3 separate regions of the Mus musculus genome follow, and regions 2 and 3 are each linked to region 1. The links are chromatin loops, found by intact Hi-C in ENCODE. Cell type or tissue: left cerebral cortex. All regions are shown on one strand. Each heading gives the region's core, and the rest is flanking DNA. Links, peaks and the distances in the headings are about the cores only.

What was found. Peaks named below come from ENCODE experiments on the same cell type or tissue, not always from the same donor. Only the 100,000 strongest peaks of a DNase experiment are listed, where the experiment ranks them.
Region 2: a loop joins it to region 1, with 3 times the contacts of the local background. A loop is called at or near these places in 2 of 42 quality-filtered maps.
Region 3: a loop joins it to region 1, with 3 times the contacts of the local background. A loop is called at or near these places in 3 of 42 quality-filtered maps.

The regions. Positions count from the first base shown.
Region 1 is chr15:66,599,006-66,609,091 of GRCm38, reverse strand. Phf20l1 (PHD finger protein 20-like 1) reads right to left here. Exons shown (of 21, transcript NM_001081409.1): 7 at 4,852-5,065; 8 at 4,187-4,312. Among named protein-coding and RNA genes, the nearest start is that of Phf20l1, 26 kb to the right of the region's middle. In left cerebral cortex, for the core only: no CTCF peak of the experiment used is centred there; no DNase peak of the experiment used is centred there.
Region 2 is chr15:66,017,067-66,027,152 of GRCm38, reverse strand. It overlaps Kcnq3 (potassium voltage-gated channel, subfamily Q, member 3), which reads left to right. Exons shown (of 15, transcript NM_152923.3): 5 at 1,884-2,039; 6 at 3,396-3,506; 7 at 5,317-5,412; 8 at 6,772-6,866. Among named protein-coding and RNA genes, the nearest start is that of Hhla1, 45 kb to the right of the region's middle. In left cerebral cortex, for the core only: no CTCF peak of the experiment used is centred there; DNase peaks (open chromatin) are centred at 3,657, 4,123 and 5,515.
Region 3 is chr15:65,864,546-65,874,631 of GRCm38, reverse strand. It overlaps Efr3a (EFR3 homolog A), which reads right to left. Exons shown (of 23, transcript NM_133766.4): 20 at 8,706-8,754; 21 at 7,805-7,908; 22 at 7,313-7,362; 23 at 820-3,479. The coding sequence ends at 3,374. Among named protein-coding and RNA genes, the nearest start is that of Oc90, 43 kb to the left of the region's middle. In left cerebral cortex, for the core only: no CTCF peak of the experiment used is centred there; a DNase peak (open chromatin) is centred at 6,085.

The DNA of each region.
Region 1 (10,086 bases), core at 730-8,729:
ACATCTGGCCTGACTTCATTCTACACATGGTGAAAAAATGGGAAGTTCTAGTTGTTTTGTAATGTATATCCCTAACACTGGATTTTTAAAAGACAGAATTCCTTATTTATGACACACTTTTTTTCCACAAGACATCAAAATTTTGCCTTAATTAATAAAAGCATTCACTTGGATACAATTCTTAGCTCATTCTGTCACTACTTTTTATGAGACTAGGTTTATCAGACCTTCAGACAAATATTAGATTTAATGGCTACTTTGTTCATAAAAGGAAACATGTGTAACAAGTGATAATTGTAAACTTGCTATAGGAATTTTTATCACTTTTATTACTAAAATTGTTAACATTAGTTTATAGGAGAGAAAAGGTTCCCTGAAACACTAAAGGACAAAGAGTTATTCACAAGGCAACATGAGCCAATTTTCTCATATAACTACCCCAAAGGTGTTAAGTAACCAAGATGGAAGCACACATACTCATATGACCTCCTCACAGTACTAAGAGAGACACATGCAATATGCTCATTCGTCAGTAGGCACACTGTTTTTACTGAAGAGATGAACGTGTACACCTAGTGTGAAACAAAGAGGCGCAGTGCAAAGCAATGAATCTGATATATTAGTGACTGGTACTCTACTTAGTTTGAGACCACCATCTGTATAGTTCCTTCACGTCCCACATCACGTAAGGTGTGTATTTAAAAGAGAAATAAAGGCATGTAGATTATTTTTATAAAATTTTAACCCACAAATTCAATCCTATTTACATTGTAAACATATTTTACATAAACACAAAAGATGTAGCATAGAGTATTTCTTTAACATTTAAAACAGCATATCACTGTTTTTGTTTCTTTTCCAGCTACCATTCTTGAGAATCAATAGGCTACCTAAGTTTTTGTTAATGACACAGAATCAAAGTCTTTTTATGTCAGGAAATGAGCAGAAGTTCTATTCCTTAAAGCTATTCAAACACAACAAATATTTGCCATTCAATATATTAATAACTATGCCTTACTCTGTTATCTTTCCTAGAAGTGATAGAATATTTTTTACATTCATCAACAGATGAGATGAATTATTTAGCATATGGTACAAGTTTTAAAAGAAAAAAAAACAATCCATCCATAACCTATTACGATAGTATAGACCAACTTGATTAAAAGCCATTTCTATATAATTGTTGTAAAGAAAAAGGAAACCCTTTAATTTGGCCAGACAGTAATGAAGAACTTAAGATAAACTAATTTCAAAATACACTTGGTATCTAGAGCATTCAAAAGCACCAAATATACACAGTAAAATTTTGTATGCTTGACCAGAATATCAACTTTAAAAAAATTAGTAGGCATAAACAAAAGAGGACACATGATAAAACAAGTACTTGGAGAGCAGGTTCTCCCTCTGCTTGGAGGGACAGAAAGTCCAAATGCAATTATCTTTCCCTGACAACATCATAAGAAAAATTTCATATCCAGAGTCAATGAGAATTCAAAGGAAAATGACACAAATTAAGTTAACTTTAATCATTTCAAATACGTATTCTCTGTAGATTAGAAACAGGTTCTACTCTAGGAGACTGTCTTACAGAATGCAAGCTATAGCACCAGGACATTAAACAGTGAGCAGAAGGGGAACATCAAGTTACCATGAATCATAACACCAAACAAAATCACTCCACAATGATAGCCTTCACGGAGAAACAGGAGGCCAGCACTCCCAGGAATACAAAAGGGGGTGCTCAAAGAACAATGAAGTTGAAATCTTGGTCAAAAGTATGTGTCATGAGTAAATTTAAATCTCAGGATTTTTTTCAAGTTTTGCAAAAATCCCTGACATCACACAAACATTTCTAACTTCCAGCAATGTCCATGACAATGAGAGCGCATCTTGTCTGAAGTACTATTCTTTATTCCTTTATGATATGTACAGGTACTATTTTCATGTCCACTAACACTCAATTTGTTTGCAACTTGTTACTAAAAGTTATAGATTCTGTGCAAAGCTGTCTACCTTAAAATGAATGTTATGTATACCATATGATAGAACTATCATGAAAGCATATTACATATTCAAAACCAAGCAGAATACAATTTCATTTCTTTCTAGTTGCAAACTTTGAAAACATCATCCCTTTATCATTCTTTCTATAACAATCAGCAGAGGATACATATGAGGGGAAACAGTGTATCATCACAGAGCTAAACTTACCCAGTGATTGGATCACTAATCTTTGGATAGACCCTACTTAAAAATAGAGTGGAAAAAGAAAAGTAAATAACAAACTGCTACAATTCTTGCCCACTCCTCCCTAGTAAAGGACAAAAAGACACAGGTAGAACTTGGTAAGTTTAAAATATAGCAAGATTCCAACATGAATCTGCCATTTTACACAAGTTCTCATTTTTCTTCACAGACCACAAATGAAATACACTGTACACAAGCACACCAGGATTAGGACTGAAGAAAATCCTTTATCTACTGTCCTAGATAAAGGACATGGCATACTTGTGACATGAAATCAAAAATAAAAGCAGAGATGAACTGCTAAAAGGATTGTGATAAATTTAAATCTTCTGAGTAAATAAAGGGGGGAAAGACCTTAATGGCTTCATATGGATAAGATTCTGTGTTACTCTGGTACTAACCATTACATTTGACATTCATAAAGAAAACTGAAGAGAAAGTCCCTTTACTAAGGAACCTGGATTATAATCTGAGGAACAAGGAAAACGGTCTTTTAATCTTACTACTGCCTCTCCACGGTCATGCAGAGTTAATACATCATGTGGACTCAGCTGGCTTCTCTTTTAGTTTTGTTATTTCTTTAAATGTTGAGTTTAGCCCTCCCATCCTCCCATTAAGGAATTTAGAAGCAGGCATATGTGAAAATATACTGGCTGAAATTAAAAGCAGGTTATGTGGCTGAAGGAAGAAACCCATCACGCTGGGAAGCTGCCAATCAGCTGTATCCTGTCAGTGGCATTTCCATCTTCCTTGGTCTTGAATCCTCCAACAGTGTGGTTTCACTCTCTCATCACAGGAGTGAGAAGCAGCTTACCACTCTGCCCTGCAAGCAGTACACTGAGTTCTGTATTTAAGCCACAACCGAAGACTCAAGTTGACAGCAGAACAATCAATTTAGAGAAGAGAATGGATTTCTCCAAGACTAACAATTTCTAAAGAGAACTTACTACAAACAAACGGAACAAGCCTGATCTCCTCAATGCAGAAAGAAATCATAACCCTGTCACAGAGAAGCTCACAAGAGCTCTCTGCTCAGTCATCCTTCAGAAAAAAACAAAAACAAAAAACCACAACACATAATTAATATTTTTTCCTGGACCTAATAGAGAAGCTAATCTTCCTCAAAATACTTAAATGAATGGCACAAATGTTTTATTCAGTTTTATTAGATCAAAGACCCTTGAAATATTTTGTTCTGAAAAATCAGGTGTCCAAATCATTCAGATAGTTAAGCTTCCCTCTAAAGTATACTTTGAAATAAATTACAATCATAATTTCATTTAAATACTAGAAACATATTAGGCTGACAGCCTACACATGTCAGGTATAGCATGACTGGCCCTAGATATAATATTTCAATTCCCTCTTCTTTGAGCACTAGCCTGGCTAGGATTGCCTGTAATTTCATCATCCCTATCCCACTACATACTACCTTATAAGAAGGTACTCTAGAGGCCAACCTCAAGAAAAAAGCAGGAACTAACAAGTGAATCAGAGATTTAATTTAGTCAGATATTCATATTTTTGCCACAAAAGATTACATTCTTAAGTAAGGTTCATCATCTGTGAAATTGTTTATATATAAAAATATGTAAAGCCATGGAAATGAAGCCACCACAAGTTGGTAACTGCAGATATCCCATTTCTGACATAAATTATTTCCACCATGGAAGTGATATTAAGGCTATCTTCTTGCAACATTTGACCTTATTGATCCTCACAACACCCCTGTGAGGTAGGTAGAGAATATGTGCTATTTTTCACAGTTTATAATAGAAAGAGCTGGCAGGGTTAAGAGATGTTTACCTTGAGAACCAGAAAGTCATCAATGTGTTACCCTGAGCCAGAAGATTCATTTTCCTTTATTAAGAAGAAGCTACGCTAACATGAAGTCTCTAGCACCCCTACTCCCCCCACCAAAAGAATCATTGTAGTTTACCAGTGATCTTGTTAAGTCGGGCTCTCTTTGCCTGAAATGAGTTGCCTTGATTATTTTTCCTCTTGTTTGTTAATGTGCTCTCTGGCTGTGGAAAGACGATCTTTGGAACGGTGTCTATGTGAAGTCCTACTTTTAACAGAACACATATATGAGAGTTTGTCTGGAATCCAAAATTAAGACATATAATTAATAGACAGCAAGTTAGTAAAAGCATTTGTATTTTTGTTAAAAACTTAGTGTTTGATTATGATTTAAACAAACACAAATCCCTCGTGACTGATACAACAGAAATAAAAGCATACTAAGTAATTATTCTTGAATTGAAGCTTGAAGAGAATATCTTACTGCTTCTTCTATATAGCTCACTGAAACAGCACAATTCCTTAAAAACTAAAATAAAAAATTTCAAACAAAAACCTACTAATATCATATAATTTGTACTCAAGAATACTGAAAAGAGGTAATGTCAAGTACTGACATTAGACCTCTAATCTTAGAGTTACATATATTCTGATAATAAAGATAATAAAGTCAGTCACCTATTGTGCTAGGAGCAAATAATTTAATTCTAAGTTCAAAATTATAGGCAACCTAAGTATTCTGGCTGATTTGCTACCTCAGTTTACCTGTATCATGAGAAAGGAAAATAAGAATGTATTTTGTACCAAATGTTTCACTGGATGTGGGTAGTTCCTCCTTCTTCTCAATCTCTGCTGTGACTATGCACGTTGAAGTCTCTGCCTTCTTTGAAGGTAATTTGAACCATTTTCCCCCATCTCTCTCTTTCTCTTTATTGCTGTTAGCACTGGCTCGAGGTTTAGTCCCTGTTTTATTTTTCGCTGCAGCTGCAGCAGCTGCTTTGACTAAAGCAATCCAGTCCTCCAAAGGAAAAACAAAATGTGAAGTATTAAAAATCCAACTTTAGTTTCACTAAGACATAAAAAAGTTGCATCTTGACAGCTACTCAAACATACATACATGTAAAAATTAGGCTAACAATACGTGGCTGACTATCATCATGGGGGAGATTTTAGATTGATAAACTAATTAACTGAATTGAAAATGAAAAAAAAAAATTGAATGGCAAATAGGCCTTGCATAGGTTTTCATAAAATTAATCAAAAACAGCTTTAAAAGCCTATAGAAAATTTAGAATGCTATGTGACACGCTTCAACATTTCAGAGTTAAAAGTGATATTACTTTTCATTTTCATAATACAGTGGATCACACAGAAGAGAATTACACCACGCTTTATAAGTATTAAGGAAAATGTTTTACTACTGAACAAGCTACTATTCCTTTTTAAGATGCACATACATTTGATTCATGGTTAACTTCTTAGAAACCAAACTGTGATTTTACTTTTTAAACATTTAAACTTAAGGATCAATTCATCACACCCTTTATAATACTAGTAAAGAAATTTCGTTAGGTGCTAAAATACTCTTTTTTAACATTTATTTGCTGTGGGGTAAGGGGATGGGAGTGTACATGCAATGGCATGCTTGTGGGGAAATTTATATAAGTCCTTCCACCATGTGGGTTCCTGGGATCAAACTCAGCTCACACTAGGTCATTAAACTTGGCAGCAAGTGCCTTTATTTGCTGAGGCATCTTCCCCACCCTAAATAAATCGTGTTACTTTTACTTCAAAATTCTTTATTTTGAAAATATAAAACACTGTAAAGAAGTATCAAATGCTTCTAGATAGAATTTTAGTTAAAAATGTGTTTTAAATAAACATTTGTAATGTTTCTACAGAGTTAATCTTTCACTCCTGCCCCTAAAGCACTGTCTAAGTGGACAATAAAGTCCATCCAGCTTACACAGTTCTTATTCTACTGAATATCATTTTATAACATAAAATGAATTTAATTATTAGAATGCACAAATTAACATAAGCACTACTGTTAACAAATTTAAACAAAAATATGGGTGCTAACTATTCACCCTTGAAATACACAGTGAGGATAAACAGGCCACTGCAAATAACAAATGTATCTACAGTTATCTCTCCCTCCATCATTGAAATGAACTGCAAATGCCATGTGATTTACGTAACATGGTTTTTTTTGTCCATTTTCTATTGAATGTCTCACAAGACTATCCAGGTTATCAGTCTAACATTAAAACACAAAAGCTGATAAAGGAAAAGAGGCTACTTAAGGAATTTACAGAGATATATAATTAACCATAAGATAGTGTGATGGGAAGGTATAAACAAGAAAGGTTAGAAGTTCAAGACTATCCTCAGCCTCATAGGAAGTTCAAGAGCAGCTTGGACTATATGAAAGCATCTTTAAAAGAAACGAAGATAAGATGATGTGATAGGATATACAAATATACCATAAGATAACAGAAGAGACTTAATCTGACTGAAAAGAAAAACTAATGGGAGACTTCAGAGATAAGGGTAAAGGAGTTGGTTTCTAAATGTAAAAATGAAGAGAAGTGGCTTGAAAAATGGACAGATAAAAAGGGGGAAACCAGACTTCCAAATGAGATAAAAGACATTAAAGGAAGGCAAAGAAGCCAGTGTACACAACTGGAGGCATGTTGAGGATTGAGGTGAAGAGGAATTAGCTGGGGACTGCCACAGGTTGAGCTGAAAGGCTCAAAAAGAAGTAGTGAGGAGAGAAACTTCAACAAAGAAAAACCAAGGCTAGGTCAACAAAGGAGATGAAGAGAAGTAAGCATAACCACACCAGAAGTGCCTCATGCAGGGTATGTAGGTTACGCACTGCAGCTGTTTTGTTTGTTTACTTCAGTAGACAGAGCAATGTTAGACCTGGCTAGGGGCAATTTCCATCTCAAGTTTCTTTCTACCTTGAAAAAAGACACACCAGAAGAATCATTGTGCCTTTCAAAACTTAATTACTTAAAAATGCTTTTTAATCATAAATTGGTTAATCATGGCAAACATTATAGCCATGTGATAAATAATTACCTCCAGTGGTCTTCCCCTGAACTGTTACATAGAAAAGCTTCATTGTAAAAAAGAACTGAGGATGCTTTTTCAAAAATCAGAATCAATGACATATTCAAAATGCTCTGTAGCCAATAGAACAGTGCATTAACAATGAACAGTTTCAAAATTAAAGATCTTAGTCAGAAGTCGCTTGTAGGTAATAGCTGAATGAAATGTCAGTCATTCAATTCAATATGCTCTAACCTCAACTGTAAGGTTAAAAATATCAACCATGTATATATGAAAAGATTCCTGAACACCAATAAACCAACAGATGCAAAATATGAGGAAGATCAATTGCAAGGAATTTATAACCATATATAAACCCATCTTCATTGCATTTCAACACACACTTTTCACTAGTACACTTTCAGAAAGAATGAAGGTGTGAAGCTTCAAATTTAAATATGCCTCAGTCTCTCACCCTGCAGTTACTGCTGCTATGCTTAAGGGTAGGGTATCAGGAAGAACAACAAGTAGTAAGATACCTTACTAAGTTTGAGAATGGTCTCTATCCTAGGAAATGTCAGCTTTATGACTACAGATCAACACTACCATTCCATTCAAAATTATATACAAGACAGGGATAAGGACAGGGCATCTTAGTTTGAATAGTCACTATGTCTACCATACTATACACCCAACTGAAGAGCAATGTCTGCAAACACAGTTCAACAAGGCCTACAGCTTACACTTCCAACAGAAGCATTTCTAAAATTTCTTGAAAAGGTCAAGCTATCGTCAAAATGCTATCAGAGGTGGGGTAGCATCAACCAACTGTCCCAAAGTCAGGAACAATAGCATTGAGACTCATATTTGAGCTTAAGAAAATAAATCTGAAAGTTCATGTACATAAAACTACTATTAATATCTCATCTTACATGGATGCTAAACACAGCTTAGACAAGAACATTTCCACTGTAAATTTATTCAGTGTATTACTCTTTGCTAAGTTAGTGTAAGATGGCTATATTTTCATAAAAGGATTCTCAAAGTATTCCAACTCTAAAAAAAAATATTAACCTTGCCTAACACAAAGTTGTGGGAAAAAAACCTCATAAAATAACTTATAAAATACTTAGTAAATATTTTAAATCTTTATATAATTAAGAATTATAAAAAATTATAAAGAAAAATTAAAAATTAAAAGGAAATATGTTCAATTGGCAGATTCATCTGGAATAACAAAAAACCTAGGATAGCAAAAACTCTTCTCAAGGATAAAAGAACCTCTGGCGGAATCACCATGCCTGACCTAAAGCTGTACTACAGAGCAATTGTGATAAAAACTGCATGGTACTGGTATAGAGACAGACAAGTAGACCAATGGAATAGAATTGAAGACCCAGAAATGAACCCACACACCTATGGTCACTTGATCTTCGACAAGGGAGCTAAAACCATCCAGTGGAAAAAAGACAGCATTTTCAACAAATGGTGCTGGCACAACTGGTTGTTATCATGTAGAAGATTGCGAATTGATCCATTTTTATCTCCTTGTACTAAGGTCAAATCTAAGTGGATTAAGGAACTCCACATAAAACCAGAGACACTGAAACTTATAGAGGAGAAAGTAGGGAAAAGCCTCGAAGATATGGGTACAGGGGGAAAATTCCTGAATAGAGCAGCAGTAGCTTGTGCTGTAAGATCGAGAATCGATAAATGGGACCTCATAAAATTGCAGAGCTTCTATAAGGCAAAAGACACCGTAAATAAGACAAAAAGAACACAAACAGATTGGGAAAGGATCTTTACCTATCCCAAATCGAATAGGGGACTAATATCCAATATATATATATATAAAGAACTCAAGAAGGTGGACTCCATAAAATCAAATAACCCCATTAAAAAATGGGGCTCAGAACTGAACAAAGAATTTTACCTGAGAAATACCGAATGGCAGAGAAGCACCTGAAAAAATGTTCAACATCCTTAATCATCAGGGAAATGCAAATCAAAACAACCCTGAGATTCCACCTCACATCAGTCAGAATGGCTAAGATGAAAAATTCAGGTGACAGCAGATGCTGGCGAGGATGTGGAGAAAGAGGAACACTCCTCCATTGTTGGTGGGATTGCAAGCTTGTACAACCACTCTGGAAATCAGTCTGGCGGTTCCTCAGAAAATTGGACATAGTACTACCGGAGGATCCAGCAATACCTCTCCTGGGCATATATCCAGAAGATGCCCCAACTGGTAAGAAGGACACATGCTCCACTATGTTCATAGCAGCCTTATTTATAATAGCCAGAAGCTGGAAAGGACCCAGATGCCCCTCAACAGAGGAATGGATACAGAAAATGTGGTACATCTACACAATGGAGTACTACTCAGCTATTAAAAAGAATGAATTTATGAAATTCCTAGGCAAATGGATGGACCTGGAGGGCATCGTCCTGAGTGAGGTAACCCAATCACAAAGGAACTCACACAACATGTACTCACTGATAAGTGGATATTAGCCCAGAAACTTAGGATACTCAAGATATAAGATACAATTTACTAAAAGCATGAAACTCAAGAAAAACAAAGACCAAAGTGTGGACACTTTGCCCCTTCTTAGAATTGGGGACAAAATACCCATGGAAGGAGTTACAGAGACAAAATTTGGAGCTGTGTTGAAAGGATGGACCATCTAGTGATTGCCATATGCAGGGATCCATCCCATAATCAGCTTCCAAATGCTGACACCATTGCATACACTAGCAAGATTTTGCTGAAAGGTCCCAGATATAGCTGTCTCTTGTGAAACTATGCCGGGGCCTAGCAAACACAGAAGTGGATGCTCACAGTCAGCTATTGAATGGATCACAGGGCCCCCAATGGAGGAGCTAGAGAAAGCACCCAAGGAACTAAAGGGAACTGCAACCCTATAGGTGGAACAACATTATGAACTAACCAGTACCCCGGAGCTCTTGTCTCTAGCTGCA
Region 2 (10,086 bases), core at 1,189-9,188, 580 kb after region 1:
AGAGTTTTGGTACACTGTTCTGGGGAAGGTTAGGCAGAGCCACTGAGGCAGCAGGGCGATGTGTTGGAGGCTGCTTACGTGATAGCAGAACAGGAAGTGGAACCAAGGAAGCCTTTTAAAGTCCCACCCCTAGTGACCCACTTCTACCAGCTAAGCCATAACCCCTAAAGTTGCCAAGGCATCCCCAATTAGCACCACCAGCCGGGAAAGAAATGTTCCATATCTGAGCCTAGGAAGGGTAGTTCTCATTCAGACCACAGCCCTCTCTCTAACGGGGTAAAACGATCCAGGGAAATAACCATAATGAAGGTAAGAAGTGAACGCAGGTGGCTGGAGCCTCCTCATTTGGTCCTGCAGGAAAGGGTAGTGTGGGCAGCAGCAACTTTGTGAGCCAAGGCAGTAAGAACTGCCTCTCCTGACTGCCATGGGAAGGACAGCTTTGCCAACAACAGCTCCCTGAGATGCCCCAGTAAGAACACCGCTTTACATCCAGATCATGTTCCCCTATAATCTTGACTTCTCCCCACCCACTCTACCAGGCTAAGCCTCAACAGAAGACATAAAGCAGCAGAGGCCCCTAGGGATCATCTCCGTCAGCCCAAAGCTTTGCCACCTCTTGGCTCTCCTTACTCTAGCATTTCCTTTTAACCAATCACAGATCCTTGTTTGCTTCTCACTGTGTGGCACTATCTATGAGATCATAAGTGACATTTGTCTCTTATGTTTTCATATTCTAATATGCAAGAATCACTTTAACATAAAAAGGCTTGTCTGAATTCCACCATGGGTATCCAGGACACCTGTAGGACTCTTTTGTTCTACTTTATTATTATTATTATTATTATTATTATTATTATCATTATCATTATTACTTTGAAAATCAATATGTTACACATCATAGGCACAATTTTGAGCTACTTTATTGGTTTCTATTGTCTTATACCCTTCCAACCCTTATTTCTCCCTAATCCCTTCCAACCCCTCCACTCTAGGTAGGCGAGAAAGAAGGTTAGAAGGGAAAGGGGCATGCTTTAGACTACTTCCTGCTTTAGACTACTTCCTGCTGCTTAGGGACAGGAAGCTCCTTAGGGCAAGTCCAGTCTTCATCATCCGAATATCCCGGATCAATAATCCAGCAATAGCAAAAACATTAACAGGTACCAGCAGCTACCCCAGGCCCTCTCAGGGCTGTTGCGTTTAGACCCTTTCAAGTGTCCCTATCCTTCCAAAGGTAAACTGCAGATAGGAAAAAAAATCACAGCCCTCCTAGAGCATGAGATAATGGTAGTTAGCAGTTGTGGACAATCTGAGGCAGCCCCGTATCCCACTTCTGGGATTAAAACAAAACTATATTCACCTAACATAACTGGGATGTTTAATGAAATGAAAATTCTCATCTCATGGATAAGAGAGATTAGTTGTCCTTTGAACCATACAGTGAAAGGGTGGTAGTGTGGGGTCCTTCTCCATGGCTTTGTCTCCTGGGCCATACTAACTGCCTTTTGCTGCTAATCTGCCCATGGAGCTGATTTTTTTTTGCCCTGCTCCATGCAGTTCTGTGACACATGAAGTCTCCCAAATTCTGTGCTTGTCTCTGAACACTTTCTCCTGACCAATAACCTTCTCATGAAACCTCCTGAGTTATGATATCAGGTCACCTAGACGAGAGTGTTTTTCTTCTCCTGGAACTTACAACATTCCAGTAGTTAATGATAGGAATGTCTGCATTCTTGCACACACACACACACCGTTTTCCATGGATAGGAGGTGAGACTCAGAAAAGATAAACATGACAAACAAGCATGGACTCCAACCCCAGACTGCCTGGCTCAAGCTTCCACCGAGGACTTCCTGCTGACTCCCTCTGTTGTTCACTGTTCTAGGAACTCATCACTGCCTGGTACATAGGCTTCCTGACACTCATCCTTTCTTCATTTCTTGTCTACCTGGTGGAGAAGGATGTGCCAGAGATGGATGCCCAAGGAGAGGAAATGAAGGAGGAGTTTGAGACCTATGCAGATGCTCTGTGGTGGGGCCTGGTGAGTCACCTTCCTTGAAATACGATCCTAGAGAGATGGAGACCACTAGATGCAGAGGGAAGTGAAGAGCGGGGTATGGGCACACTCGGGTCAACTTCATTCTGCATCCAATGAGGGCTGGACCTCTTTCACCTTTGAATCTACACAGAGGAAGCAAGAAGCTTCTACCAATGAGGAATGTACCTAGAAACTTTTTTTTTTATGGAGCTTGTAAGAAATTAGAACCCAGAACAATCTTTTTGCATGGTTATCTGAGACCTGGCCTTGTCAGTCATAGGCAACGATCTGTCAGGCCATGTTAATGGCTGGGGGGGGGGGGGCGGGAAGAAAAACAGTATCAGATATATGCATGACATGCAGACCTGAAGACACATATAAAAGTGTGAACACCTATACAAGTATTAATCCTGACACTTACTGAAGTCTTAATTTGCTTCACATCACTATGCTAAGTAACTAGTGTTTAAACCCAAATACATGTTAGCCTTTTTTTTTTTTTAAGTGAGAAAACTGAGGCAAGAACCATAGAAGGAAGGTGAAATAGTTTAATACTTACTTTAAGGCACTTGAGATTTGGAGGCAAGCAAATGTGCTCCAGAGGCCCCGGTGTTGTGAACTGTGTCCCTATAAACACATAAGCTCACACTGGAATATACTGCTCAGGACAATCACATGGACAGTCAGACATGCACAGATAAAGACATACACAAATACTCTGACAAACATAACTCATCACGTGGCTGTACATAAATCCATATAGTCACAAATACGGCCATTCCTTGGTGGAAACAGGAGGCTGATTTCAGTTTCCTCCATTTCTCTGAAGATATCAAAACGTATAGGTGTTCATCCCTTCTAGAAAACACTGTAGCATTTGCATACGAGCCAAAGACATCCTCCTATGTGTTTAAATCAAACTTAGATTACTTTTAGTGCCTAATGACATGTGAATACTATGTAAAGGCTTGGTAGGCTGTAATTCTTACTTGTCTTATTTTATCATTTGGTTTTATTGAAATGTTTGAAGCATAGCTGGTTAAATCCCAAGATGTGAAAGCTATGGCTATAAAGAAGCAACTGTGTACACACACACACACACACACACACACACACACACACACACACACACAAAGAGAGAGAGAGAGAGAAAGAAAGAGAGAGAGAGACGGATGTGTGCACATTTTCACAATTAGTTGGACACCTCTAACCTTAAATCGAGCCGTGGTGCAGAACTCTTGTTATATATGAATGAGAGCAACATCGAGCAGGCTCAGAGGCTGACACAGCAGAGCTCTGTTGACTGCCCCTGCTGTTCCTTATCTGGGGAAACCCTGTCTGAACGCTTCTCTTTTTCAGATCACACTGGCCACCATTGGTTATGGAGACAAGACACCTAAAACCTGGGAAGGACGTCTGATTGCTGCCACCTTTTCTTTAATCGGCGTCTCCTTTTTTGCCCTTCCGGCAGTAAGTTCCTTCGATTGTGACAGGAAGTTCCCCTTAATGCCTAGACCCAGCTCAAATTCCGAGCCTCACATTTCACCCTTTTGTATCCTGAGTTAGATGTTCCACATCCTATCCTTTATCAACTGTTATGTCAGCATGGTGGTGCCTCACCCCTCCCCCATGGCTTGTGCTGCTTCCTTGTGCCAGGAGTGATGTCTTCAAATGCCTCCTCATTTCCTAAACAGTACTGCCATCTTCAGTCAAAGACAGTGGCCCCCTCCCATGGCCATTCTGACTCCATGTGCGTTAGCAGGCTTCCATCTCTGCCTGACCTCAAGGACTGATATCTTTAGGGGCTAGAGCTCCATCTTCATCTGTTGATGCCCAAAACCTAACACAGCACACATACTTCACGTCTGAATTACTTTTTTTTTCTTGGCCTAACACTTTCTGCCTTAAATTTTTGAATGTTTTCATTTCTCTCAAGAGTTGTTCTTGACATGTGAAAGAATAACTTCCTTCTGCAGCGATATAATGAGAGTGAAAATAGAAAGCTCATCTTGGACTCACTGTGTGCCTAAATCATGCCAAATGTGTTACCTGCATCATCTCGTTTGCTCTTCATGGCAAGAGTATGAGTTAAAAACTGAGGTGCAATTAAAGGTTGTAAACACGCCTGGGATGTGGAGCCAGGAACCCCAAGCCAAGCCAGTTCTAAAACCTGGCTCCTCATTATGCAGCTTGAAGAAAACATTCTTAGCCCAAAATCCCTCTGCTGCTTCTCCATCTTTTTTTCTAAACTGGAGAATTTGTTTCTTCATTACTAGCCAACTTATATGTATGTTCCCAGCTATTTGACTTTTGCTATGATGTTCTTGAACGAGTTTTCTCACTTGTGAAACAAGCAAAGGATGGGCAGGGTATTGCACCATCTCTAACTCCCTTTCATTCTAAATGTCTGTGTCTCTCTGCTTAGTCCACATGACTATCTGACCTGTAAAATAAAGCAGATCTGATTCTTGGAAATTCTGCCTATTGTACATGACCCAGGACACTGTTCAAGCAACTAAATTATTTTAGATTTTGATTATCATATGCAGGGCATCTCTTCTGTGTTCATATCTCTTATTGAACATTTCCTGTTTGTCTTCTAAGTTTTCCCTGTTGTCCCTGAGACAGATAGGTACTATGACCTACTGTGAGCCAGTGGTCCTATAAAGACAGAGCACAGAGAAGAGAGTATCTAGGGTGTCATACCTGGACTGTGACTATCAGATTGCAAGCCAGGTGTCTTTGACTTGGGGATTGTTTCACTTAACCAGACTCCCTACTCTCTCCAGAAGAAAGCAGGGCTTTCTTCCTTTACTCTAAGTCACCTATTATTGCTACTGCAGAATCCCTTGTCTTTTAGTTATGACCAAAATGTCTAGCACGAAGCAATATGTTGGGAAGATTTAACTTTGCCTTACAGTATATAATAGCAAGGAAGCCATGGTGTCAGGAACAGGAAATAACTGGTCACTTCACATTGACAGTCAGGAAGCAGAGTAGACAAGCCGTAGGACCAAGCTATAAAACAGCTACACCTATTTCCAGTTACGTAATTCCTCCAGTAAGTTTCCACCTCTTCAGAGATCCACAACCTTCCTAAAAGACCACCAGCTAAGAACCAAGGGTTCAAACACATGGACCTGTGTATGATACTTCACATTCAAATGTGAACACAGACTTGAGGTGTCCTTGAGACCTACATTCTCTGCTACCCCAGATGTAAGGCTGGGATGGTAAGAGAGCCTAGTGCAGCTGATACAGGCTTGAATTCTCTTTGCAGGGCATCCTTGGCTCAGGACTGGCACTGAAGGTTCAGGAGCAGCACCGTCAGAAGCACTTTGAGAAGAGAAGGAAGCCAGCTGCGGAACTCATCCAGGTCTGTGTAGCTGAGCATGAACTAGGATGGGCCCAGGGATGTGAGAGTGTGTGTGTGTGTGTGTGTGTGTGTGTGTGTATCTGAGAGAGAGATAGAGACAGAAAAAGAGAAAGAACAAAAGCATATCCCTCAGCAGGATATGCTCCCTTGTGGGTGGCTAGAGACATCACCATGGTTACCTACACAGTCTATGTGTGTTGATAGTGAAAGCCTTACCATTTTCCACCCAAATTCTAAGCTACTCAAGAAATGGATTCGGCACTCAAGAGCAAAACCATTTGATTTTTTTGGTTTCCTGATAATTTTGGAGTGAAAAATTTGGCTTAGGCCTGTGACTTCTTTTAGCCTCCTTCTTATTCTTCTTCCCACCCTAGGATTGATCCAATGATACACACACACACACACACACACACACACACACACACACCAAAAGATAGCTGACAATCCAGATACTTAGTGAACTACAATGAGCTCTGTGGTCCCTTCCCATCTGCCAACAGTAGAGAGCCCATTAATAAAGGGGGGAGCACAAGCATGTTCAAAATATTGGCTACTGAACCAGTTTGTCTTGACCCTCAGCAAACATTGAAGAGGAAATGTTGGATAGCTGGTTCTGCCCATCACTGTTACTCCTCTAACCATAGGCTGAAGGAAGAGTAATAACAGGGATGAGATAGGTGTAACTGTTTCTTATTAGACAACAAGGGGAGTTTTATCTTAGGATTGTATGAGCTGTTGGGAGCAAGGGGCGTGTGTCCCAGCTTTGCCTTCCTGAGTGCCGAGGATATTGATATACATCCTGAGGTTTTTATCTAGCTGCAATGGGTGCTGCTGTTTGTCTGTGGGCCTGACACAACAAGATAGCATCCTACATGATATGGTTGTAAACCAGTTTCAGTGATCAAAGTCTGCTTGTTCCTTTAAACCTTCAAAGTCTGGGCCATTAGAGTATTCCAGAAGTTTAGTCTATGAGAGCCACCTTCCAGGCTCTCTTATACTCAAAAGTAGCACAAAAAACTGTCTATTATCCTATTTTATTGACTAGTCAGTCCCAAGGAGCCTTCCATTAAGAATAGTCACTGTTCCTTTCAAAGATTTTCTACCTCTTCTCTCTATCCCAGTTAATTTCTCCATATCCCAGCTCATCACAACACAAGTTGTAGCTCTAAAATGGTCAGGAATGTTTTTTCTTCAAAGAAGTTATCAGAAACCAAGAATCTCTGCTTTTCTGAATCCTAGCTATATAAACAAATTCAAATTTTTAGGAGTCAAGACCTTAAGAGTTTTTTGTCAGAGGATGCTGTGTAAATATTTCATATGATGGCCATGTCATTCCATTTCCTCTTTTCTCCTCCTCAGGCTGCCTGGAGATATTATGCTACCAACCCCAACAGGTTGGATCTGGTGGCAACCTGGAGATTTTATGAATCAGTTGTCTCTTTCCCATTCTTCAGGCAAGTAGTCAATTATCTGAGTGCTCAGAGTATATGTGACATTCATTACCAGGGTCTAGTCTTTGTATTATCTTCTCAGAATTTGCAAGAGAATATTCTCCAGGGCAATGGGAAATGGTTCCCAGTGTAAGCCACATGTTAACATCACTGGATAGCTTAGAAACAAAAACAAAAACAAAACCTTGATATTAAGATATACCCAGCCTAATTAAGTCTGAATCCTCAAAAGTAAACCAGGCATCACAAATCTTTAAAGACCTCTAGATGATTCCAGTGGGCACCTAGATGTAAACAACATGGCGCTAGAAAATGATGCTCTGAACAGAATCAGAAAACAGAGGAAGTTGAATCCAGCACAATCAGCTTTCCTACCTGTCTGATAATTCCCTCACCTGGTCTAACCTATACTCACAGACAACTTCACAAAGGAAAGAAGGGCTCAGATGACCAAGGAGTCCTGGAAAACCATTAACAGTGTTTCGTGTTCTCAGGGTTGAAAAATTGAACTGAAGGTCATAATGATGGATAACCTCGTCCTAGGACCAGCTTGAGGAAAGGATTGAGAAGTCCAACACGCACTGATGTCCACTGCATTTCAAATATCAAAGTTTATGTTTCCTTTAGCTATGGCAGGTTCTCTGAGATAAGTCAGTGTTCACAAATACAGGAGGGTATTAGAGTTGAGGCATTGTTTTGAACATACAGAGCCAACATACACCTTCAGACTTTATGATGGAAGGGTGGTGGTGGTAAAACCATCTTGACAAGGAGCCATTATTTCATTCTTCCATAATGGTTCATGGTGGGCACTGAATACCAGGATGACAGATGATGAGACCAGGCTCTGCTTACCAATCAGTGAACTAGGGCTCAGAATTCCTGGATGTTTTGATAGTTCTCCAGTGCACTTGCTCTTCTTATTGCCTAGATTCCAAAACGAGCTCTTCATTTTCAGTGTTTTGATGCTGTGGCCTTGAAACTATAGTTTTGGATATAGGCAGAGGTTGAACTTCTAGAACCCTTGACCAAAAAGAAAAGGTAGAGGCACAATTAGCTCATTGCTGTGGTGCTGTCTGCTTTTGAAGCAGTGTTTATTGAAGCATGGTACATAAGCAAGTGCCTGTCATTTCAGTGAATCAGAACGCAACCCAACAGTAGGTAAGTAGCTCTCTCAAAACCTACCCAAGTCTCCCACGCACTCCGTATGAGATCTGTGACTGGCTAATGCACATTGTCTCCATGTGTCCTTCTCCTCTCACCATGACATACAGCTAGGGATTTAAGGAAACTGGGTCAACAAGATGGCTCAGTGGTTAAAGGCACTTGCCACTAAGCCTGATGACCTGGGTTTAATACCCATGCAGAAGGAAAGAACCAACTCCTACACATTGTTCTCTGGCCTCCACATACAGGTACACACACACTGCCCCCCCCCCCCCACTCATCAATCAATCTTAAAAGATTGAAGGAAATAGAATGGCATTAGTTTTACGGACTGGTTGCTCTAAAACTTTACAGTTGATGACCATAACCAAGATGAAACTGTAGATCCTGATCATGACCTTCGAGATTTGCAAGCCCTGTCCCAGAATAGCCTTTCCTGCCTCACAATCAATGGGCCCTCACTTCTCAGGAAGGTCAGATGCCATGAGCTGAGATAAAGCACTAATAAGAAGAGAAAAGAGACAGAGGGTCTGACTTGTGGAAGAAGTCAAGGAGGCTTAACTTGTAGAAGAGGCAAGAAGCAATAGATGAATTATTAAATAAAGCAACAAGTTTGAGTTATTCACTGTATCTTCTAACTTAGACTTACTTTCTTGGATGTTGCTAATTGTATTTCTAAAATTCCACTACTGCTATTACTGATGCTGGGACCACATAAATCAGAGCCTCCCTAGAATATGACAGTATCTTCTTCCCCCTTAAAAAAACAGAATGACCTTGGACTCAAAACCAAGAACTTGTGTACCCAGACTGAATGTAGAGTCTAGAAGATTTTCATTTACTGTGCATCCCAAGGCCTTGGCAATGGGCCTATTCTTTTTGGTTGATTTATTATAAATACAGCATTGTCCTGGCTGTCAGACACTTGAGGGCTACATTGTGTTGCAGACAGCTGCTGTAATATGGGAATGGCTTTTAAACTAAGTGGGAACATTTCTTTCTTGTTTTATTTCAAGGACAAAAGTACAAAGTCACTAGAGAAACTCGCTTAGCAACCACTCTGAAGTGAAGCATTCCTTTGGGAAAGGAATGTCCCTGAATGCCACCCCACACCATATGCTAGTAACAGAGAAAAGGCAGATACACCAATGTCTCCTCACCTGGTTCCTAAAGGACTTTTCCTTTTATTTACATTTTAAATGCAGTTTTATTGAGATATATTTAACTCCCTATAAAAGAATTTGATGGTTTAGGGATCTGAGTATATTCACAAAGTTGGACAACATTAAACACACTAACTCCAGGGTAATTTCATTATGTCAGAAAGAAATCTTGTCTTCATTTGTGACTTCTCCTGGACCTCTCTTTATCCATCTGTTATGACCGTTTTGATAAGTAAAGAGTCAGGACACTGAGACTAATACCTGATGTGATCTGGCAAGTACATATGCTGGAACAAAACACAGAGCCCAGTTCTTCAGCTAACACTCTTCTTCTTTACATTTTGTGTCTGAGAAGAAAAAATTATTTTAAAAGGAAGTACTTGGTACTTGGGCATATCTTCACCTGCATCCCACAGGTTGGGTCAAGGGATATTTGTATTAAAAATGCCCATTTCTGAAGAAATTGATGTTGTGAGGGTAAAATGGAGTAAGATATAACTATATATGTCTTGGTACCTGATTCATAACAATTTATTTGATTGATTATAATTAAGTCTTCACTGGAGGGATCCATGAACCACAGTGGAGATGAAATTGGAAAGAAAGACACTGAGTTCTAAAATTATAGCCTTAGGAAGCCACTGTTGGTGACCCCAGAGCTAGAACACCTTGTATGGATTGAGGCTTAGCCCAGTGGACTTGATTGATGGGAAAGACTGTTCTACATAGAGAAAGTATGAGAAAGGGGGTAGAAGATTCTGGGCAGAGATGAGCAAAGGCTCAGAGTGGTGAATAAGTGGCCAGCCTGTGCTGTACCTCATCACTATAGGGCATGTTCTAAAGACAAACTGCCTGGGTTGGGATTCCAACTCTACTGCTTTACATCTGAAACC
Region 3 (10,086 bases), core at 2,087-10,086, 740 kb after region 1:
AGGACTTCTCACTAGCCAAGTGAGAGGCTTGGACTTGCTAACTTTGTGAACCAGGAAGAGGGGACTTACAGAAGGATGTTGATATTAAGTTCACAGTAATGTTTCATTCTATAAGGTCATTATAAGTTGAAAGCAACAGTTTCACATGAACTTGCTTTATCACGGCACACACCTGTGGCTTCACCCTTGGACCTGACCTAGAATGTTTTCCCTTGCTCACAAATTTGTCCTTTTTAGTGTAATTGTAAAAGCTCAGTGTATTCCTTATTATACAGTCTTTACTTACTATTCTATGAAGAATGGGCATATTGTATTTTTTGGTTCTAACTTTATTATATGTTTCTGGCAAACCTTAAAACCATCTCTTAAAACTTTTTTCCTAAAATTATTTGAATCAAATCAGGAATTCTATAAAACCATTAATTCATCTAAACAGCATTAATTCATGAAAGTTCATCTTTATTTTGATCTGCAGGAAATCTGTCCAGTAGAGTGGGCCAGGAATCATTAGACTATGTAATAGTGACAGGAAAGGCATATCAGTAGTAAGAAGCAATCATGGGATGAAATCTTTGAACGATCTGCAATTCAGAGCTTACCCATTGCAGCCATGCAAAAACAGTGGGCCATCTCCAGAAAACTTGCTTGCATGACTTTAGCCTTTTCTAGATGAGGCACCCCTTAATCTAGGCTCTCTTCATGCTCCTAAGTTATGGTTCTGATTCTCATATACGTGGAAAAGAATCCACCTGAGTAACCTGATTGCTGCAAAAGCTTAATTCTACATACATAATGCTATAATAAAAATGCACTTATACATAGGCGATGCTATTTTTGTTTTATTGCTTACATATGATTGCACAATGAAAAATTTACATTAAAAAAACTTACTTTATTACAGTAATACATGTATAAGCATTAGTGAGACAAATGAGTCCCGTTTGAGGGAGCGGGGAGTTAAACTGCTGGTTAAGGGTGGTATTACTCTAAAGGAAAATGAGTTCTAAAGGAGGCTGGAGGGAAGCAAGAGGACCAGGAGGAGGAAAGAGAAGTGAGAGAGACTGAGTATGAGAGCTCAGGGAAGATTCAGTGACACTACGGAAGCAGCAGAACGCACAGGATCACAAGCATCGGAGGAACGTGTAACTTAACCTCTTGGAGTCATACAAAAGAATAGAACCAATTGGATACCGTGAGGAGAACAGTAAATGCGTTGAGTAACCCGTACCTGCCAAAATAGACCAATGCAATGAACTCCAGCAAGTCCTAAAGATTCAGTACCTGAACTAGCTACAGCACAGCTTGCACACGCATCCAAATGTGATCCCTGCAAATGTGGAAGAATCAGACAAACATCCATTGTTTGGGAACCCTTGTCAATAAAACCAGTTGGGTCTAATGGGCCTAAGATATTCAGACATGTACTGTGGCTTAAGAGTAATAAAACTCAAACCAGCAGTTTATAAAACCCAAGATACAGGTATGAGAAAAGACTAACTGCAATGGTTTTCCTTTGCATGCAAAGCATGCCTTTTAAAATCACTAAGAAACACAACATTTTGTACAGCAAAGCTTGTGTTCTGCATGAATGCAAGTGAATATATATCTTTTCTTATACTATTAAATTATATATTTTTCCATACAAAAGCACACAGTGTTAATTTATAAAATGACATCCAAGTGGATGATGATTGTTTTTGCATGTCCCCCTGTTAAGATTTTAAAAGCAGTCAAAAAATAATATCCTTCTTTTAAAATGAAGAAGAAAAAGGGAACCGAAAGTGCATGAGGTTTTCCTTAGCTGGCGACATATCCCTGGTGTGAGGGAAGCTACAGTGCGAGCTCGCACAGGGCACTGGTCTTCCAGTGGCAGCTGCGTTGTCCTTCTTGAGAACAAGGTCTGGTGTATCTGCACTTAATCAGCAGCCTGGGTTGTCCTGTCAGAGGTGATAGCAAATAGACCCCCTCTGCAAGATGTTCTACTCTGCTGTAAATAGTCAAAGCTTTGGGCATGCCTGGTCTCTTTCTCTCTCTTCCTTCCTTTTTTTTTTTTTTTTTTTTTTTTTCTTTTTGAACTAATGGTGCCCAAATAACCAAAAACACACAGATAAAACATCCTATACTTTATCTCATTTTTTTAACACAAAACTAAAACTTAATTATTTTTTGAGCTACAATTTTTGATAGGAGTACTGTTTTATATAAAAAGAAACTGAATTTGAACAGGTAGAGTTATACAAAGTGGTTCCACAAAATGGTTCAAAGAGAATTTTCTAATTGCAGAATGCTTCTGTTTAGCGTGTGGTGGTGTCCCTAGCATGTGCAGTACATATCGCTCTTGTAGTCTTACAAGTCTCACTAGTGAAAGGCAACTCACTCATACACCTTAGCAAGAACACACAGACTGTTTTGAAGTATGTAACTAATCTTCATAGAGATGCATACAAGTTTTGGTTCAACTCTTACAAATTAAAAGATTCACTGGGAGAATTTTTGTACAATAAAGACTTCACACAACGTACAATATAAAATGTAAATTAATTCACTAAAAAACTGAAATGCATAGACTCTGCATAGGTGAACTGGTAGCTCTTTTAAATGTCTTTCTTTTCTATGGTAAATATATATTTCATTTACTTAATGGAATCACAGCAAAATACAACTATAGTTTCAAAGCGTATCTGTAAACTAACACATCACATATGAGAAACACTGCACCTTTTCCCACTCTAAGAGTGAGCTCGAAGGGGCTCAAGAGCTTAACCTGAAGCAGAAAACATAGTATCACAAGACCAGCATGATCTGGCCAGTTTCCAGAGGGGAACCTAGGTGGGACTACTGTCCAGTAGATATTCCCTAACACTGACACCCTAGGAATGCCTGCCACATGTTACTATGGAGGACTGAAGGGACGTGTGCACAGTCCATCTGAAGCACGGATTTAGAAAGCAGGAGAGAATTTGCAACCCTAAAATTCGGAATATATTTACTTTTGAAAAAAAGAAAATAAAAGCAACCCATTTCTAAGCAGTTATGCAGACACTTCATACATTTTCAATATTTTTTTAAAAATCATGTTTGTGCAAAGTTTAAAATATACTATTTAACAAGAGCATAATGTGAAAGCAATACCTGTTCAATCTTAAAAGATAACAGGAACCTCAAACAAATTAACGTGGTATAAGCCTATCTCCAGAGGTACTCTAAATCAGGGTCCCGAAACTTCTAATACAGCATGACAAGTGTTGGTAGAGACAAGCCCCATAACACTTCAGGACATTCCGGTAAACACTATGCAAATCCTGAAACTCATCTTGGCCCTGTTTTGCAGGCTTTAAGGTCCTTTTAAAATGCTGTAGTCTTCATGAGCCAGTCAATATACACACAGATCTGGAAACTTCATCTCATAGACTGGGACGGACTGGTATTGGGTATGCCCAGAAGTAACGGTCAATGTTCCAGATGGACTGGGAGGAGGGCTGTAAAATAAGAACATGGTGTCATCAGAAGGTGCATGCATGGTATTCAACTATTGCCTGCACACAGCAAAAGATTCTTCAACTGAGGGGCTCGAGGCAGAGGAGGTGCGGGCCAGCTATGAAAATGTATAGGAAATGGATAGGGATGCTGGCTGTTTTAAGTCCAAAACAGACCATGTGTCTCTGTGTATGTGTGTGAGTGTGTGTGTATTATACACTATGTTTTTGTGAGCTACTTTGTTTCACAAATAAAGCATGTATCTTAATGCATATCATTCTTATGGTAGTGTGATATTTTGTGATATAAAGCTATTTTATCTACTGGACAAATAAAGGTTCATTTTTATTATAAATCACACACACACACACACACACACACACACACACACATCTTCACGAATCTATCCATTTTTCCTTGTTCTAATGACTTATGAGTAAGAGTTTCTGATTCTAAGTAGATTCATAGTATCCCGGAAATTTATAGTGGTTTAAGGACTAGAGGCAATCCTTGCCAACCTGAAAGGTAAAAATGAATATATTCCTTCCTATTTTTTTTTAAATTTTTGAGCTATTGTTAGTGATAAACATCTCTGTGGTATCCATTTTGGTTTTTTAAATTAAAATTAAATAAAAAATAAATAACTGTATCCTTTTCAGATAAAACACCTTGGGAAATTAATCTTTTGTTATATAATGCAAATATATTTTACTAATCTATTATTTAATCCTCAATTCTTTTAATTAGTGTCATATGTACATGTGTGCACGCATACACAAACACACCCCTGGCCACACATGGAAACTCTCAAATTTTCTGTATTCTACCTACTTCTACACAAACCCACCCTTCTAAAAATCCCAGGAGGCCAGGCTTTATGGCCAGGCATGCTTTTAATACTAGCTTTCAGAAAGCAGAAGTAGGTGGCTCCCTATGAGCAACATTAGCCTGACCCTACAGGGAGACACATTGTCTGAAAAAAAGTCAAATAAATAAATACATTAATGGTGATGATGATGGTAATAAAGAAAACAACTAGACTTTCATGTTTCCCTTGGCGTAGGTGGTGTCTTTGATCCATCTCCTATGTATTCTCCTATCTCCTCCTGCACAGGGACTCTTTCAGACTGCCCTCAGCATTTTCTGTAAACATAAATTAATAACTACATTCTCTGAATACTTTGACTAAAATAATGGGTTAATCTTTATAGAGATGATGTCTTTATGATACTCATTAACTATTTAAGAACAAGGTATGAGGGCAGGCAGAACAGCTCAGTGGGAAAAGGTCTCCAAGCCTGGGAATCCACAGAGCAGGAGAGAACCAACACTTGAAAGTTATCCACTGAGCCCCACCCTCTGTCACACATATACAAAAGTAAATACATGTTTGAAAAAAGGACCAAGTATGAGGTTTTTGTATATAAATATTAAGTATAACTCAGAGTTATTTCATAGTCTGTGTTAATTAGTATCCTATGATTATGAATGTTTTCATTAATTAATAATTTGCACAAGTATTACCTTCATATAATTATCTTTAATCCTGAACTGCCCTGAACTACATTATGCAGCTATTTTTCCTATTTCCATGATATACTGTTCTAGCAAATAATTTTTGCGAGTATTCCAATATTTGTAACACCTTTTAATGTTTTAGTAATGGCTCATTTTCAGAGTGAAATGCACATATCTTAAGTGTGTTATTTAATAAGCATGGTCGATAAACATTTTCATTATTGCTAAAGAGCAAGTACCAGGAAACTTCAGAGAGCATCGGGCGGCTACTGGGGAGAGCATGTGAGAATGTGTGTGTGCCAGTGAGATCAGGAAGCCGCTGGTGCCCTCAGGGGTCACGAAAGCTACTGACACTATTTAAATCTTGCACATCATTTTTGCATTTGCATTTTCTTAATTAAATGCTTTAATACTTGAGTAAGAACGTTAAGGTTTATTATTACAATCGAGTGAAGAAAGTGAGAGTCCGGTAAACAAAGGCAGGAAAAAAGGGTGAGAGCAAGTAAGTCTCGCGTCCTGGATACATGACTGCCATGGCTGCTGCTGCTGCTGCTACTTCTGTTGCTGCCGCTCATTTTACAACTGCTTTGTATTTCTCCTTTATTCTCCTCTGTCCCCAAGCCATGGGCTGGGTATAACATGGTTCTGCTTCAGTCTTGTAGAGCATAGACTCTCTTCTCTGGCTGATCAGGAGAAAATGTGCAGACAGGCCTGAAAACCTGCAGTGCACCTTACTGTGCCTTTAGCCTCTGTGTATCACACAGGCTGTCCCAGAGCATCCATCTTCCAAAGAGGCAGCCATGGATGGGCTGCTACTGAAACAGTGTACCCACCCAGCACTGTGTCTGGGACACTCCAAGTGTTGCTAAATATTAACTAGCACCAAGTTTTCAGCCAAAGCTCAGAGGAATTCATGGTATTAAGAAGACAAAAACTAGAATGCTGTTCTTGACATTTTAAACCCACAAAAATGTGACCCAAGTTAACTCGGTGATCCCCAGTCCACTGAAGAACCCAGATTATGGATTCTAATTGTCTGTCTCTAAGTACAACAGCAAGTTACATTACTTGTCTGGTTCTGGTGTCCTTGTCTGTAAACTGAGAGGCAGCACTGACTTACTTTTCAGGCCATGCTGAGAACAGAACAAGCTAAATAACATGCACACCCCAAGGCCAAGAACACAGTAGGTATTTGGAATTTTAACTAACAGACAGTTTTAAATATTCCTTATTTGGCATTTTTCTCTGAAAAGAAAGTCTATAGCACATTTTATATTTTAGTCATTTCCCTTCTGAACTTGTGCAAATGAGCAATTCTCTCCTTAGCAACATAAAAACAGTGAGAAATGTGTGATGTTGACAAAAACTCTCTTACATGTGAAAGCAGAAAACAGTAGAATAAAAACAAGTCAAGGAGACCAGTCTCTCCTAGGCTTAAGATACACACACACACAAATATATACATATATATACATATATATATATATATATATACACATACACATACACACACAAATATATACATATATATATATATGTATATATATATACACACACATACACACACACACATATATATATATATACATACACACACACACACACACACACATATATATATATATATATATATATAGAGAGAGAGAGAGAGAGAGAGAGAGACTGACTGAATTATGTCATAAGGTAAAAGACTTAGCTAATGTAAAAAACAAAATTCCAGAAGCAAGTCTCTATGTGTGTCCTCTACGGGGTTACCTTGCCCACAAGCTGTCAATGTAAGGCCGTGTGGCAGTCCCAGCTCTGCAAGGGCACAGAGAGCCTTTCTCCTTCTCCGGCTGAATTACTTAAGGAGAGACAGACTCAGAATGACCAACAGTGGTGATATTGTAAACTCCAGAGTGTAATTCTCATAATAGCTTGAAAGGACATATGAAAGCTCAAGGAAAGCCAGGGATTGAAATGACCCATCCACGCTGGTAGCAGTGTTACTGCTCTGGAGAGAAGGAAGCATATTAAACTACAGATGGATGGGTAAATACAAATGGCATCCTAGTTATACATGACATTAGATGTGGGTCTTCCACACCACTCAGATGTTTTCAGAGATCCATCACAGAGGAAAGGATAATCTAAAAGAGAAACCTAGGAATGAATGCCAGATGAGTGGACAAGAAATTGCTCAGCCTCCCCCTGTAAACAGAGACAAAGGGCTGCCAGCTGGATCTTGTTTAAAGTTAGTGCAAGGCAGTTAGGAAACACATACAGCCATGCAGAGCTTCCAATAGTCTGTGCTGTTACTGTTTTGCTAACCCCTTACCGTATGGTGAGCTCCAATATTTGAGCAAGTCTATCATGAAGCAAATTTGCCTGTAAAGGAAAAAAAATGTTAACAAATGTACTGTTTTCCAGACACCCAGTAGACAAAGCACAACTGTAACTATGAAGCTGACATACAAACTGCTTTAATGCTTTAATCTGCAATATCTATTGGAATTAAATGTTGGTCTTTTTCTCATCCCCACACCATCAAGTTCTACAGCCACAAGCTGCAATATATACAACAGAATACCCAGAGCAAATCACTGAAAACCATTGGAAACAAAACAGAATAGAACATCAAAGCAACGACGGCCATTAACACTCAGCTTAGGATCTGCCATTCCCACCAGCCTCATCACAGGAATGCATTCTTTAGCTTTCACCCCTCGGCCTGCAGAGGCTGGATGTGTGGGTTATGTCTAAAGCTGGGGTCCTGCCACCCAGTGACTAGAATGAGCTCCCAGGAGCCATTGCGCACAGATTCACTCACTTTGGATTCACACTGTGCTGCTATTTCTTCAAATGGTGCTTTCTGGAACTTCTCTATCACAAGACGTCTCTTTTCCTTTTCCTGTTCTTCCATTCCATTGGTATCTATAGAAGGACCAGATAAAGACTGCCATAAAATCCCACCACAGACCATGACAGCCAATGATCTATACACCCCCAAATAAGAGTGATTAAAGGACCACTTTTACTCAAGAAAAAGCAAAATGGGTAACATTCCTTAAATGTTTCACTTAATATTAGACAACACAAATATCTGGGAAAAAAAGTTAAATCTAAGAAAGAGTTAAAGCTCCACAGCACAATGCCTACTTTCAGGTAATTCCTGCATCTCTTACCAATGTACAAACATACCAGGCACACATAGATACGATATACACATACACGAACCTACAAACACTCCTACACATGCATATATACTGACATACACAAGAGAAAACAGTAACTTACCACAAATCAAAGGGCTAAAGGGCTTTTTGAATGAACTCTTTTATGCACAACTATTCTGCCCTTGAACATGAGTTGCTAAGTGTTTGTTAAACAGCATTTTGATCCCAATAAATAGAGACCTAAAATACAGCTGGGTCATTTACAGCCAATATGTAAAATTCCCCTTACAACGTAAGGGTTTAAAAAAACAATAAGGCCATAATGTTTTAGACAAAGTCTGTTAGATAGTAAAGAAATGTCTACCTTGTTTATACCACAGTTTGCTTATGTGTAGACATATACTAGACAATTTAAAAGCTTAAGCAATGTATTTAAATAAACGATTTAATTTATAGAAACCAACAGTATTTTTCCTTTTTCTATTCATGTTGTGACATCTAAATCCCACCAAAGCAGAGATGAGTTTTAGGAGGGAACAGTGCTCCCCAGCTCACCAATTGCTTTCTTCAGTGCTTCAAAGGTGATCTCCTCGGTGTTGCTAACCTAGAGGGAACGTAAGCAGAACAGAGTCAAGAAAAGTGAATATAATTCATATTCTTACCGAAGTACAAGTCATCTACACATTTTGACAATTAATTACTTCCTTCTTTTAATTGGCTTGATCTGAGATATTTCAAACAGCAAATGCTCTGCACTTCTTCACTAGCCATAGAAATGGCCGACTGCAGTGGATCCCTGACTGGACACAGAGAAGAGTATCTTCCTGGCAGAGTAGGCAGCACCTTTGCACCTTTGGATAAGGTACAGCCTCCAGTGTATAAAGACCCATAAGACACCCAGTGACTGAACTGTGCTTGGTAAGGAGACCCTTTGAAGTAATCAAGGCCAAGATTACAAATATACTTTTATCTGGATAGTGAATAAGCACTAATCATTAAAGAACCTTTATAGTTTTAGTACTATAGATAGTGAACAAACATAAAATAACCTAAGATTTGGAATGGTTCTAAGAATGGTCTGCAGAGATGGCTCAGTACTTAAGAGCATCTGCTGCTCTTTGCTGTTCTTGCAGAGAATCAGTTTGGTTCCCAGCACCTGCACAGTGGCTCACATCTGTCCTTAACTCCCGTTCCAGTAGACTCAGCACCCTCTCCTGACCTCACATATGCAAGTGAAATACTCACACACATTTCTTTAAAAAATTAAGCTTTCAAGAACGATACTGAGAAGTATTTGCCTTGAAACAAGCACATTCTGGGTTTTGAGGTCACCCATCTGTTTTTTTTTTTTTTTTTTTTAATTTCCTATGAATACCCTTTAGTTTGGAATCTCAAATATTTCTTGCTTTGAAATATGTGCAAAACTATAAAGTTTAATGTTTTATGACTTTTAAACGTTAGTACTTTTGAGGTTGAAAAAATGGAAAGTGGTACTTTATGAGGCAGCAAACATTTCACAGCGAGTAATAAATCGTCACTATAGAATCTCTGAGTAAAAGCTAAGCAAAGATAGGATACATGAGTACTTGCCTGGCACTTCGGTCATCCCTAATTTTAGCTCATGAGCATCTTTTGCTAAGTCTAAGGCAGCAAGACTAAGGAAAGCAAGACTTCATGTTCTGCACCTTAGCGTCTCTTAACAAAGGCTTTAGCCGGAAGTCAGGCAGCAAGAGTCCCACTACCTCAGCTTTGCTACTGAGGGCCACAGTTATAGTTGAAGTCAGATTAAACTTTGGAATCTTCAGTTGCATTCTAGATATTTGGAGCAGATATACAAGATTAGGCTCTGGCTAATCATTTGTACCAGAAGCAATCTAGCACTAGCATTTAAATGAAGAAAACCAAACTCACTTTTCTTAAACTGGGCTAAATCACT